Regions from separate parts of the Homo sapiens genome. Here region 1 is linked to region 2. The links are chromatin contacts, found by Hi-C or POLR2A ChIA-PET in ENCODE. All regions are on one chromosome and are shown on one strand. Each heading gives the region's core, a stretch centred on a gene start or an enhancer-like site at or near the end of the contact. The rest is flanking DNA. Distances are from core to core; before and after follow the strand shown.

The links. A loop is a pair of places that touch in the nucleus more often than their neighbours do. ChIA-PET counts read pairs that join two places held with the same protein, here RNA polymerase II (POLR2A). Pooled maps may share reads with other maps.
Region 1: a pooled map shows a loop between it and region 2 (4-fold over the local background). The contact joins the promoter of NUDC here to the enhancer-like site in region 2. A Hi-C loop is called at or near these places in 5 of 50 pooled maps. POLR2A ChIA-PET finds 5 or more read pairs at or near these places in 2 of 52 experiments (PC-9 and activated CD4-positive, alpha-beta T cell).

What each region holds. Positions count from the first base shown.
Region 1 is chr1:26,917,970-26,924,020 of GRCh38, reverse strand. It overlaps NUDC (nuclear distribution C, dynein complex regulator), which reads right to left and starts at 2,278. Exons shown (of 9, transcript NM_006600.4): 1 at 2,092-2,278. The coding sequence starts at 2,172. RefSeq lists enhancers at 1,470-2,011, 2,132-2,251 and silencers at 2,382-2,531, 5,227-5,427.
Region 2 is chr1:26,579,561-26,585,548 of GRCh38, reverse strand. No RefSeq gene overlaps it. Among named protein-coding and RNA genes, the nearest start is that of MIR1976, 28 kb to the right of the region's middle. RefSeq lists enhancers at 2,544-2,613, 5,530-5,659. Within about 2 kb of position 2,593, at least 4 of the 41 ENCODE cell types and tissues checked have a DNase peak (open chromatin) inside an H3K27ac peak, as active enhancers do.

The sequences.
Region 1 (6,051 bases), core at 1,029-3,528, 340 kb before region 2:
ACTTGTTTTGTCTAGGAGGGAACTTGGGACTTGACTATTTTTCCTCTGAGCTTCCCAACTGAGGAGATTATCTCCCCAGCAGGTTCTCTTAGTCACTTCCACCATGAAGCAGATTTCTCATATCCTGTGTGTGTGTGCGCCTTTCACTTTCCTTGTGATGCTAGAAGCAGCCTAAGCGTATGGAACACTCCTCTGCATCCAGGGCATGAAAAGCCTGGGCCCAGCTTTCCTCTCCAGAAAGTAAAAAGCCCATCAAGACACTGGCTCACACCTATAATCCCAGTACTTCAGGAGGCTCAGGTGGGCGGGTCACTTGAGGTCAGGAGTTCAAGACCAGCCTGGCCAACATGGTGAAACCCCGTCTCTACTAAAAACACAAAAATTAGCTAGATTACAGGTGGTGGGCACCTGTAATCCCAGCTACTTGGGAGGCTGAGGCAGAGAATCACTTGAACCCGGGAAGCAGAGGTTGCAGTGAGCCAAGATCGTGCCACCGCACTCCAGCCTGGGTGAGAGACTCTTGTCTAAACAAAAAAAAAGACACTGGCTAAGTTACCGGGTCAAAGCAAGAAGGAGGAGAGCAAATGAAGCCACTTCAAAGGAGGATAAGATGGATTAATTCTGGCTGGAGTACAAGTGTAGCCAACGGTTTGAGTATCAGATGGACATATATTACCTTTTGACTTTGCAGAAGTTTCTTAACTCTGTACAACAGGAATAAGATGCAGTACCTATTTCTAGGGACCTGGTGAGGATCATGAGGTCAAGGAGGTGAGGCCTTTAGCAATGTATGGCACAGAGCAAGAGACCCACTGGCAGAGGGTAAACACCTTACAAATAGGAACCATGAACCATGGCTTAGTCTGTCTGCCACCTGCAATGCTGGGCACCAGATATGGCTAAAGGTACATAATCAGTAAAATTCTTGCTGAATGAAACAATCTAGTGGTGACTCAAGGTCAGCACACACAAACCCTTTATTTGCCCAAGAGTGGGTCTAAATCTGATTAAATCTGATGCTAGAACATATCTCAATGGTTTCCGTTCTTGCTTCTAGACAGTTTTTCAATTTGCTCAAAAATGAACTCGCTCCCAAATCCAGTTTTGTGCGAACAGTTTAGAGGAATGGAGACAGGAAGGCTTTTCACACTTGCAAATGAGAAACACTCTCCCCACCACAAAGGGCTTAGAAGTCCTTGGTCACCAGACACCTAGGTTACATAGGAATAGAAAGTTCAATGGAAACCTACCTCCAGTAAGACACAATCAGCCATGGACTCTGGGAAGCACACTGACCTGTCTAGGTGAGAACCATGTTGCATGATCTAGGCAAATCCTTGCCACTTCTCTGGCTCTGAGAATGAGAGTTCTGATCCTGACAGACTTTTCTACCGTTAACTTTGTGTTTGTTCCAAAAAAACCAACTCCAGAATCTGTAACAGTTGGCCCTTATTGTCGAGTGTGGGACACACATCAATCACACGACAAATACTTGTTGAATGAAAAAGCCTTATTACTGAGAACTTACGGTTCTTAACTACTCTCTGGAAACCGGTATTCGCAGCTGTCTCACAGATAAGGAAACTCAGGCTTGGAGAGATGTAAAGGTTCCAAGTTGGTAGGTGGTGGAAACTAATCGTGAACACAGGCCTCCTATTCCCCCATTCAAGGCCTAACAAGACCACGTGCTAACATCAGCCCGCTCCCCTACCACACACATTCGACGGCTCGCCCCAAGCCTTGGTGGATCCAAATCACGATATTTGCGACGGTTCTTACTAAGGGATGCTCCTTGGAAGCCGCCATCAAAGTGGAAACGGGGGTGGGGGCATATGTGAAACTAAAGGGGGATCCTAAGCTCAGGGATGCGATAATTTGCTACTACTGAGGGGCGCCGGGGGCCCGGGACTGATGCGAACCGGGTGAGACCTGCTGGCGGGTGGCCAGGCCGGAAGCTGGGCGCAGTGAGAATGTAGGGGCATCCCAGAAGCCCGCGAGCCGCTGGGGTGGGTCTCAGCCCTCGAAGGCAGAGAAGGGCGGAAGGAGCGTGGCCAAGGCCGCCGGGTGGGCCGACGCCGCGCGGGCCGTTACCTCCTGCACGCCGCCCTCGTGCTGCTGAGCCATGGCCAGCAACATGCCGTCGAACCGCTCCTCCTCCTGCTCTCCGCCCATCGCGCCGGCTCCGATCCACGTCCCGGAGCTCTGCACTCTAGTCCCGCGCTCTCTACGCTCCTGCGGGTCGCGCCGGGCCCAACGACTCTAGTCGTCCGCCTTCCGCAGCGGAGCCGGAAACACGCACGCGCGCGGCTGCCCAGGCCCGCCTCCACCTCCTCTCTTCCCGCCTTCCTCCCGGTTTGCGGCCATTGACCGTGCGGCAAGCAACCCGCTTCGCCGACCATTGGTCGACATTCGGAGCCAATCAACAAGCGCGTCCACGAAGCGGTAGGCGGAGCCGTGGGCCCGAGAGTTTGGCATGAGTTGCTATGGTCACCCGATGCCGTGGAGACTTCTAGAAAGCCCTGGACTCAAATCTGGCAGGGTTGGAAGTTAAAAAGGGACAAGTTTTGCCCCTCTCCCTTGCTAGCGACCCCCCCAGCTTGTAGAGCAGTGAAGCTGAAAGTAGCCTTACTCATCTCTTCCAATCCTAGAAGGGACTTACCACAGGACAGCCTCCTCCTCATCGACCTCACTGCGTACTTGACTAGGGCCAGCTTCATGGGAGTACAAATTGCAGTCGCACAGCACCCAGGCTTAGAAAGGCTCCACGCTTGATTTCATGGCCTTCTGTTATAGTCTTGAAATTCTTAATAATTTTGGAATAAGGAGACCCACATTTTCATTTTGCACTGGGCCCAGGAAATTATGACAGGTGCTGAAATTGACCTTCACTTCTGTTAATGCGGGGACAGGACCCAGCCATCCAAGCTAATCCCTCCACTTGTGCAATGAATCTCATCATCTTAGTCTTTTCAGGAACTCTATCCCTGTTAATTATCCCTTTTTTTAGCTTATGCATCACAAATATCTTTCTTCTTCCCTTCAATTTACAAACACGCTTTAATATCTTTTTGTTTGTTTTTAGAGATGGGGTTCTTGCATTGTCACCCAAGCTGGAGTGCAGTGGCACCATCTTGGCTTACGGCAGCCTTGAACTCCTGGACTCAAGCCATCTTCCCCACTTCAGCCTCCAGAGTAGCTGGGACTACAGGCTCACATCACCACGCCCTGCTGTTTTTTTTTTTTTGTTTTTTGTTTTTTGTTTTTTGGTAGAGATGGAGTCTGTGTTGCCCAGGCTAAGTCTCAAACCCTGGTCTCAAGCACTCCTCCTGCCTCAGCCTCTCAAAGTGCTGGGATTACAGGTGTGAGCCACCATGCCCAGCCCTGTTTTTATATTATTATTCCATGGCCCCACTTTCTTCTGCTGCTACCTCTCCAATTTTCAGCTCTCATTTGCAGCAAACTTGTTTGCTTGTTTTTCTACTCCCTCACCTCCCATCTCTCTACAGTATATTCTAGTCTATCTATTCTTCTTTTTTTTTTTAGACCAAGTCTCACTCTGTTGCCCAGGCTGGAGTGCAGTGACACGATCTCAGCTCACTGCAACCTCTGCCTCCCAGGTTTAAGTGATTCTCAGCCTCCCAAGTAGCTGGGATTACAGGCACCACTACGCCTAACTAATTTTTTTTTGTATTTTTAGTAGAGGGGTTTTCACCATGTTGGCCAGGCTCGTTTCAAACTCCTGACCTCAAGTGATCCACCTGCCTCGGCCTCGCAACGCGCTAGGATTACAGGCATGAGCCACTGCGCCCGGCCTGTTCTAGTCTATTTTTTAAAGGCTCTGATATGGTTACAGTGCTACATATTGCCAAAGCCAATGAACCACTATTATCTTACTCAACTTCTCAGGTGCATTTGACACAGTTGACGCCTTCTTCTTTCCTTTTTTCCTTTAGGTTTCTCTTTTGGTTGGAATTGCGTGTTCCCCACTTCAGACTAGAGACTTCTCCCTTTAGATTAGAGATTCCTGGAGTTGATCTGTGTCTTCTCCCTCAGACTGAGGGCTCTTGAGGGCAGGGCCTTGCACTTGCACGGGCCCATCCTAGGCACTGGGAGCAACCCCAGCAATGTCTTCATAGCGTCAAATACATATTTTTTTTTCTTTTAACATGCAAAAGCAAAATTCTAAAATTGCAATTGGTTAAGACTACTATTTCTTCCCACTCTATCTCACTTTCCCTTGAATCAGGTGATATCAGAGATGCCATGAGGATTTGGTGATCCAGCTAAGGTGAAGTTGAGTTGGAAATACACTCAGTTTGGATTGATTTGGTGGGATATAGCTGGGTGGCTGGCAGTCACTTTTGTGTATAGTTAAGTCATTGTGAGCTGTCCTGGTGTGTGGAAAGGGCTTCCAGGAATATTCCTACCATTTGCTGTACCTCATGACCCTTGCTGTACAGGATCAGAAGTCTTATCCCAATATAAATGATTCCCAGGACAACTGGAAGTATGTGAGCAGTGAAAGAAACAAGTTTATGTGTGGAACAAGAAGCAGATCCAGGCCGACTGCGGAGGCTCATGCCTGTAATCCCAACACTTGCAAAACATAGCAACACAGCAAAACCCTGTCTCTACAAAACAATTTAAAAATTAGCGGAGTTAAATAACGAGTTGATGGGTGCAGCACACCAACATGGCACATGTATACATATGTAACAAACCTGCACGTTGTGCACATGTACCCTAGAACTCAAAGTATAAAAAAAAAAATTAGCGGGGCATGGCAGTGGGAGCCTGTAATCCCAGCTACTCAGAAGGCTGAGATGGGAGAATCACTTGAGCCTGGGAGGTCAAGGCTGCAGTGAGCTGTGATCACGCCACTGCACTTCAGCGTGGGTGACAAAGCCAGACCCTGTCTCAAACAAAGGAAAAAAAAAAAAAGTAGCTGGATGTGGTATTTCATGCCTGTAATCCCAGCACTTTAGGAGGCCGAGGCAAGTGGATCACTTGAGGCCCAGAGTTCAAGAGCAGCCCGGCCAACATGGTGAAACACCATCTCTACTAAAAATACAAAGATTAGTTGGGTGTGGTGGTGTGCGCCTGTAATCCCAGCTACACGGGAGGCTGAGGTAGAAGAATCACTTAGGCTGGGTGCAGTGGCTCACGCCTGTAATCTTATCACTTTGGGAGGCTGAGGCAGGTGGATCACCTGAGGTCGGGAGTTCGAGACCAGCCTGCCTAACATGGTGAAACCCCATCTCTACTAAAAATACAAAAACTTAGCCAGGCATAGTGGTGGGAACCTGTAATCCCAGCTACTTGGGAGGCCGAGGCAGGAGAATCTCTTGAATCTGGGAGGTGGAAGTTGTAGCGAGCCGAGATTGTGCCATTGCACGCCAGCCTGGGCAAGAAGAGCAAAACTCCATCTCAAAAAAAAAAAAAAAAAAAGCTGGGTGCGGTGGCTCATGCCTGTAATCTCAGCACTTTGGGAGGCCAAGGCGGGCAGATCATGAGGTCAGGAGTTCGAGACCAGCCTGGCCAAAATGGTAAAACCCCATCTCTACTAAAAAATACGAAAAATCAGCTGGGCTTGGTGGCAGGCGCCTGTAGTCCCAGCTACTCAGGAGGCTGAGGCAGGAGAATTGTTTGAACCTGGGAGGCGGAGGTTGCAGTGAGCCGAGATTGGGCCTCTGGGCCTGGGTGACAGTGAGACTCCGTCTCAAAAAAAAAAAAAAAAAAAAGAATCACTTGAACCCTGAGGCAGAGGTTGCAGTGAGTCAAGATCACTCCACTGCGCTCCAGCAGCTGGGGGATACAGCATGACCCTGTCTCAAAAAAAAAAAAAAAAGATAAATCAAGAATAATGGACACCAGATTCCTCGGTGTGAAAGACAGGAAGTATAAATACACAAGGGGCAAAAACTAGAATGAACCCCATGATATGAGCTTGGAATTGGAGATGATAGTCTGAATTCATGTTGTTTAGTATGTATAATTATAGAAATAAATATAATTGTAAATGTGTGTGTGTGTGTGTGTGTGTGTGTACAC
Region 2 (5,988 bases), core at 1,344-3,843:
AGTCTTGACCTGCTGGGCTCAAGCAATTCTCCCACCTCAGCCCCCTGAGTAGTAGGGACTAGAGGTTCGTCACCATGCCTGGCTAATTTTTTTTTTTGATAGAAATGGGGTTTTACCATGTTGCCAAGGCTTGTCTCAACTCCTGAGCTCAAGCAATCCATCCACCTTGGCCTCCCAAAGTGCTGGATTATAGGGGTGAGCCACCACACCCAGCCTAGTAACTTTTTATATAATTAAACATTCACCTATCCTGTGACACAGCAATACCACTTCTATTTACCCAAGAGAAATATAAACGTGTGTCCACACAAAGATTCGTACATAAATGTTTATATTAGCCAAAAACAAGGGGATAAAAAGAATGTCCATCAACAGATGAATGAATTAAACTATGGCATTTTCATTCAATAGAATACCACTTCAGCAACAACAGAGAATGAGCTACTGACATACAGCAAGATTGGTGAATCTTGACGGATGCTATGTTGAATGGGAAAAGTCAGACACAAAAAGTATACACTGGACGATTCAATTTTTATTGAGTTCTAGAACAGGCAAAACTAACTTATGGTGACAAAAATCAGAACAGTGATTGCCTCTGGCTCTGAAGGAATTGAGAGGGGATGCAGGGAATGCTCTGTGTAATGAAAACGTTCTATACCTTGAGAGTGGTGTGGGTTTCATAGGTGTATCAGTTTGTCCAAACTCATTCAATTGTACATTTAAAATCTATGCATTTTATTATTGTTATTATTTTTTATTTTTTAATTTACTTATTTATTATTATTATTTTTTCAGACAGAGTTTTGCTCTTGTTGCCCAGGCTGGAGTGCAATGGCATAATCTTGGCTCACCACAACATCCACTTCCAGGTTCAAGCGATTCTCCTGCCTCAGCCTCCTAAGTAGCTGGGATTACAGGCATGCGCCACCACGCCTGGCTAATTTTGTATTTTCAGTAGAGATGGGGTTTCTGAGGCTGGTCTCGAACTCCCGACCTCAGGTGATCTGCCCACCTCGGCCTCCCAAAGTGCTGGGATTACAGGCTTAAGCCACCACGCCTGGCCAATCTATGCATTTTGTTGTATGTAAATTAAACCTCAGTATTGTTGATATAAATACACACGTGGAGCTCCCTCATGGTCTGTCAGCCTGCAGTCAGCAAGATAACCCCTTCTCCCTGAATCATGGGTGATTAACAACCCCAGTCAATCTACAGGCAGCTCATCAGCACCCCCAGGAGGTGAGCTGGTAGCTCACACTCATCTCCCTGGCAGAGGCCCTCAATGTGACCTCAACCAATGACCATTCCCAGGCCTTATAGAATGCTGATCTTGTTGGTCTCAGCCAACAGAAGGAACTTGACCCCTGAGAAGGCTCCTTTATCAAGACACAAAGTGGCCAACTTTGCAGTCAGAGACTTGGGGGTCCAATTCCAGCATCAGGCTTCCTTCAGCACTGTGTGACCTTGGCTAAATCGATTAACCTCTCTGAAATTCAATGCTCCAGAAAGTCAAGAAGCCAATTGCTCTCATTTTAGTATCTTCCGTGTCTGGAACATAAGTTTTTAATTTTTGTGTTTTTTAAATTTAATTTAATTTTTTTTTTTAATGCCTAGTCTCTCTCTGTCACCCAGGCTGAAGTGCAGTGGCACAATCACAGCTCACTGCAGCGTCAACTTCCCTGGCTCCAGGGATCCTCCCACCTCAGCTTTTCTCAGCTTTCCAAATAGCTAGGACCACAGTCACACCCCACCATGCCTGACTAATATTTTTGTATTTTTGGTATAGAGGGGGTTTCACCATGTTGCCCAGGCTGGTCTCAAACTCCTGGGCTCAAGCAATCCACCCACCTTGGCCTTCCAAAGTGTTGGGGTTACAGGTGTGAGCCACCGTGCCCAGCCTGGAACGTTAAGTCTACTGAAAGAACTATCGCACAGTGCTGTGGCAGGACTGCTGTTCTACATGCTTGAAAAGTAAAAGTGTTATCTGCTCCCCTGGATAAAATGTTTCTTAACATCTAGGAGATCTTGAATTCCTTTGAGAATCTGATGACAAACCCTGTACCCTCTCCTCCCAGGAAGATATACAGGTCATTTTACATATATCCCCATGCCTGGGATGCCATGGGCCCTGAATTAAGATCCCTTGGTTCTGGAGCATCTCACTTAGGCCTGAAGGTTCTATCAAGCATTCTTGCAATTCAGCCATCATTTGTTCTGGATCGGATTCCTGCCAGAGCCTTTATCCTCATTGTTTCTTTTTATCTCCTCCATGACTCTCTGATGATGGTCTGCAGATGAGGGAAATAAGACTTAGGCCAAGTGACTTGCCCAAGATCATATAGTTAGTGATGGCTGCTGTTGAGATTTGACCTCATTTGTGTCTTCTGATTCCAACCCCCACTCACAGAAGCCCACAAAGGACCCAGTAGCTGAAAAGCTTCCTAACGACTGCAGGAATGACTTTGCCCAAGTCCAGGTCTGGAAAGAAGATTCTGCAACGGATGAGTGACCCCAGGCCCATCCTAAGTGCAGGCCTCATGCCCAGCTCCAACATGTGTCATCACCCCTCGGTTTCTCAACTCAGCCCACAGCGGGCGGGGGTGGTGGGGAGCAGAAGAAGGGAAGAGAAACAGAGGAAATTATAAAAAGAAGTCTCAGACTGAGTCATAAACATGAGTTATAACTCAGAGAGAGGTTCTGGAAAGAGAGTAAAGGTCATAATGAAAGGGCTCCCTCTTTTCATGGGGCAAGGATGCTTAAATGAGCTGACCTGTCCAGGTTCTGGATATGATTCCTTCTACTTAAACCGGTGAGAAGGCCAGGCGTATTGGCTCAGACCTGTAATCGCAAGGTTTTGGGAGGCTGAGGCAGGAGGATCAGTTGAACCCAGGAGTTCAAGACCAGTCCAGGCAACATGGTGAGAACCCAGCTCTACAAAAAAATAAAATAATAAAATATAAAATAAAAATTAGCCAGGCATGTTAGTCCGTGCCTGTGGTCTAAGCTACTGAGGAGGCTGAAGTGGGAGGATTGCTTGAACCTGGGAGGTCGAGGTTACAGTGAGCCATGATCATACCACTGCACTCCAGCCTGGGTGACAAGGCAGAGTAAGACTCTGTCTCTAAAAAATAAATAAATGAATCATATGAGTAAATCAAGGTAGAGAGATTAAATGGCTTGCCCAAGATCCACAAGCAAGTGGTCAAAGTTGGATTGTAAGCCAGGGTTGTTTGTCCCTCAAGAAAAAAAGTTTAACAAAACCAGGACAGCTTAATCCCAGGTCTGCACTTAACCACACTACTCTAGCCTGCTTCCCACGTCCTCATGTTGTTTGCTTATAACTGAGCAGCTCCGTACACACTTCACACGCTCTCTCCTCTTTATTATTTATTTATTTATTTATTTTTTCTGAGACAGTTTCACTCTTGTTGCCCAGACTGGAGTGCAGTGGTGCAATCTTGGCTCACTGCAACCTCTGCTTCCCAGGTTCAAGCGATTCTCCCGCCTCAGCCTCCCAAGAAACTGGGATTACAGGCATGCGCCACCATGCCCAGCTAACTTTGTATTTTTAGTAGAGATGGGGTTTCGCCATGTTGGCCAGGCTGGTTTCGAACCCCTGACCACAGGTGATCCACCCGCCTCAGCCTCCCAAAGTGCTGGGATTACAGGCGCGAGCCACTGTGCCCGGCTATTATTTTATTATTTTATTTTGAGACAGAGTCTCACTCTGTCACCCAGGCTAGAGTGCAGTGGCACGATCTCGGCTCACTGCCGTCTCTGCATCTCAGGTTCAAGTGATTCTCGTGTCTCAGCCTCCCAAGTAGCTGGAATACAGGCACTTGCCACCACGCCTGGCTAATTATTTATTCATTTTTTGTATTTTTAGAATAGATGGGGTTTCGCCATGTTGGCCAGGCTGGTCTCAAACTCCTGGCCTCAAATGATCCGCCAGTCTCAGCCTCCCAAAGTACTGGGAATACAGGTATGAGCCACCATGCCCGGCCAACACTCTCTCCTTTAATGCTCACTATCGCTCTGTTTGACAGTTGAAATGTCAGAATAGTGAAGCAACTTGCCCAAGGTCACATGGCAGGTCAGCATTAGGGCTGGGATATGATCTCGGGTCTGTCTAGCTCTGCCTGTTCCCATTACCCACTGCTGCCTTCACAGATGAGTGGGGCAGGAGCTGAGGCGGGAGGGAAAAGGTGGGGACCACTGCAAAGGCCCTGGGAAATGATGGCCCACGAGGGCCTCCTGCTCACTTCTCTGGGTCTTTCCCTCTCCTTGGAGTAGCCTTAGTACCACTCCTTTGCCTGCCACCTGCAACTACCTCCACTGGGGGTGGGGTGCTCATGTAGATCTCTCTCCTGCTTCTGTTGAATCATTTCTCCCTTGGGTCCCCAGGAGTTAGTGGGAACCCCCCACAAGAAGTGGAAGCTACTCAGAAGCCCTCAGTTCAAAGTGGAGGAACTTTCCAACTGTGTGGGGGATTGCCTTGTGATGTGGTGGATTCTCCATCACTGGTGGTATTCGAACAGAAATTGGAAACCATCTGTGGGAGATTCCTATAGTGGGTGGAGGTTGAGTCAAGGCCTTTAGAGCCCTTCTGACTGTGAGATTTTTTGAGTCACTGTGGGAAGATATTTAGCCTGTGCACCAGGGTTGGTTGAATAGTAGGACACACATGAGCTTGGAGCCAGATAGGCCTGGGTTCAAAACCTGGCTGAACCACTTCCTTGCTTGGAGATTGTGGGCAAGTGTCCTCCCTTAGCCTCAGTTTCCTTGTTATAAAATGGAAATTGTAGGCCAAGTGCAGTGGCTCACGCCTGTAATCCCAGCACTTTGGGAGGCTGAGGCGGGTGGATCACGAGGTCAGGAGTTCAAGACCAGCCTGGCCAACATAGTGAAACCCCATCTCTACTAAAAATACAAAAATTAGCCGGGCGTGGTGGCGTGCACCTGTAGTCCCAGCTACTCGGGAGGCTGAGGCAGGAGAATCATTTGAACCTGGGAGGTGGAGGTTGCAGTGACCCGAGACTGTCCCATTGCACTCCAGCCTGAGTGACCAAGCGAGACTCCATCTCAAAAAAAAAAAAAAAATAAATAATGGAAATTGTAATACCTCCCTCATTAGATTGCTTTTCATATTAGGGATGATGTGTATACTCTGCCTGGTTAAAGAAGGAACTCAAGACCTTGTGCCTACCACGGCCAATGAACAAATGACCAATCATGGGTCGGCGTGTTCTTTGTGGCCTTTCATTACGGGGTGAGTGAGTGAATTAAATCCATGTGTTAACCAAGGTGCTAACTGGTTGAATTATTTAACATATGTAGGAAACCAGTCTTTTCTCTGTGGGGGCCTGTCTCTGAAATAATCATGGAAAACATGATACATAAGTGGGTAAAATGCAAAAAATGCTCAGGGATTTTGATGTCTGCATCAACAATTGAGAATCTGAGTCTCTGACCCAAAGGGGACATGTGAGATCATCTAAACTGTCCCCTATGGGAAGAGGAATCTCCTCTAAGACCTCAACACGTCATTAGTGCGCTGTGTATGCAGCACAGGGGATGGGAATGCTCTACCTTCTGAGAATGTCTGCAGGAAACTCCCCAAATTCCCCATCTTGTTTTTTACAGCTTGCCAGCTGGGAAATAGAACTTTCCTACTGTGTCCTCCAATTGACACCAGACCCCAATGTTATGGGACCTTTATGATCACCTGGCTGGCTGAGGGGAAGGGTGGTCACCAGACAGATCTGTGGCACGTGTGACTAGGTCTTGGGCATTTTCAGAAGCAGAGAGGCTGGACAGCACACTGGTGAAGTGTGAGTTTCAGAAACATAGAGATCTCAATTTGAGTCCTGCTCTGCCTCTTAGCTGGGTCCTCGGGCAAGTCATTTAATTTCCAATCCTCAATTTTCTTGTGTGTGAAATTATCACATCTCCCTCATAATGAGGATCAAATGAAATAAAGTAAGG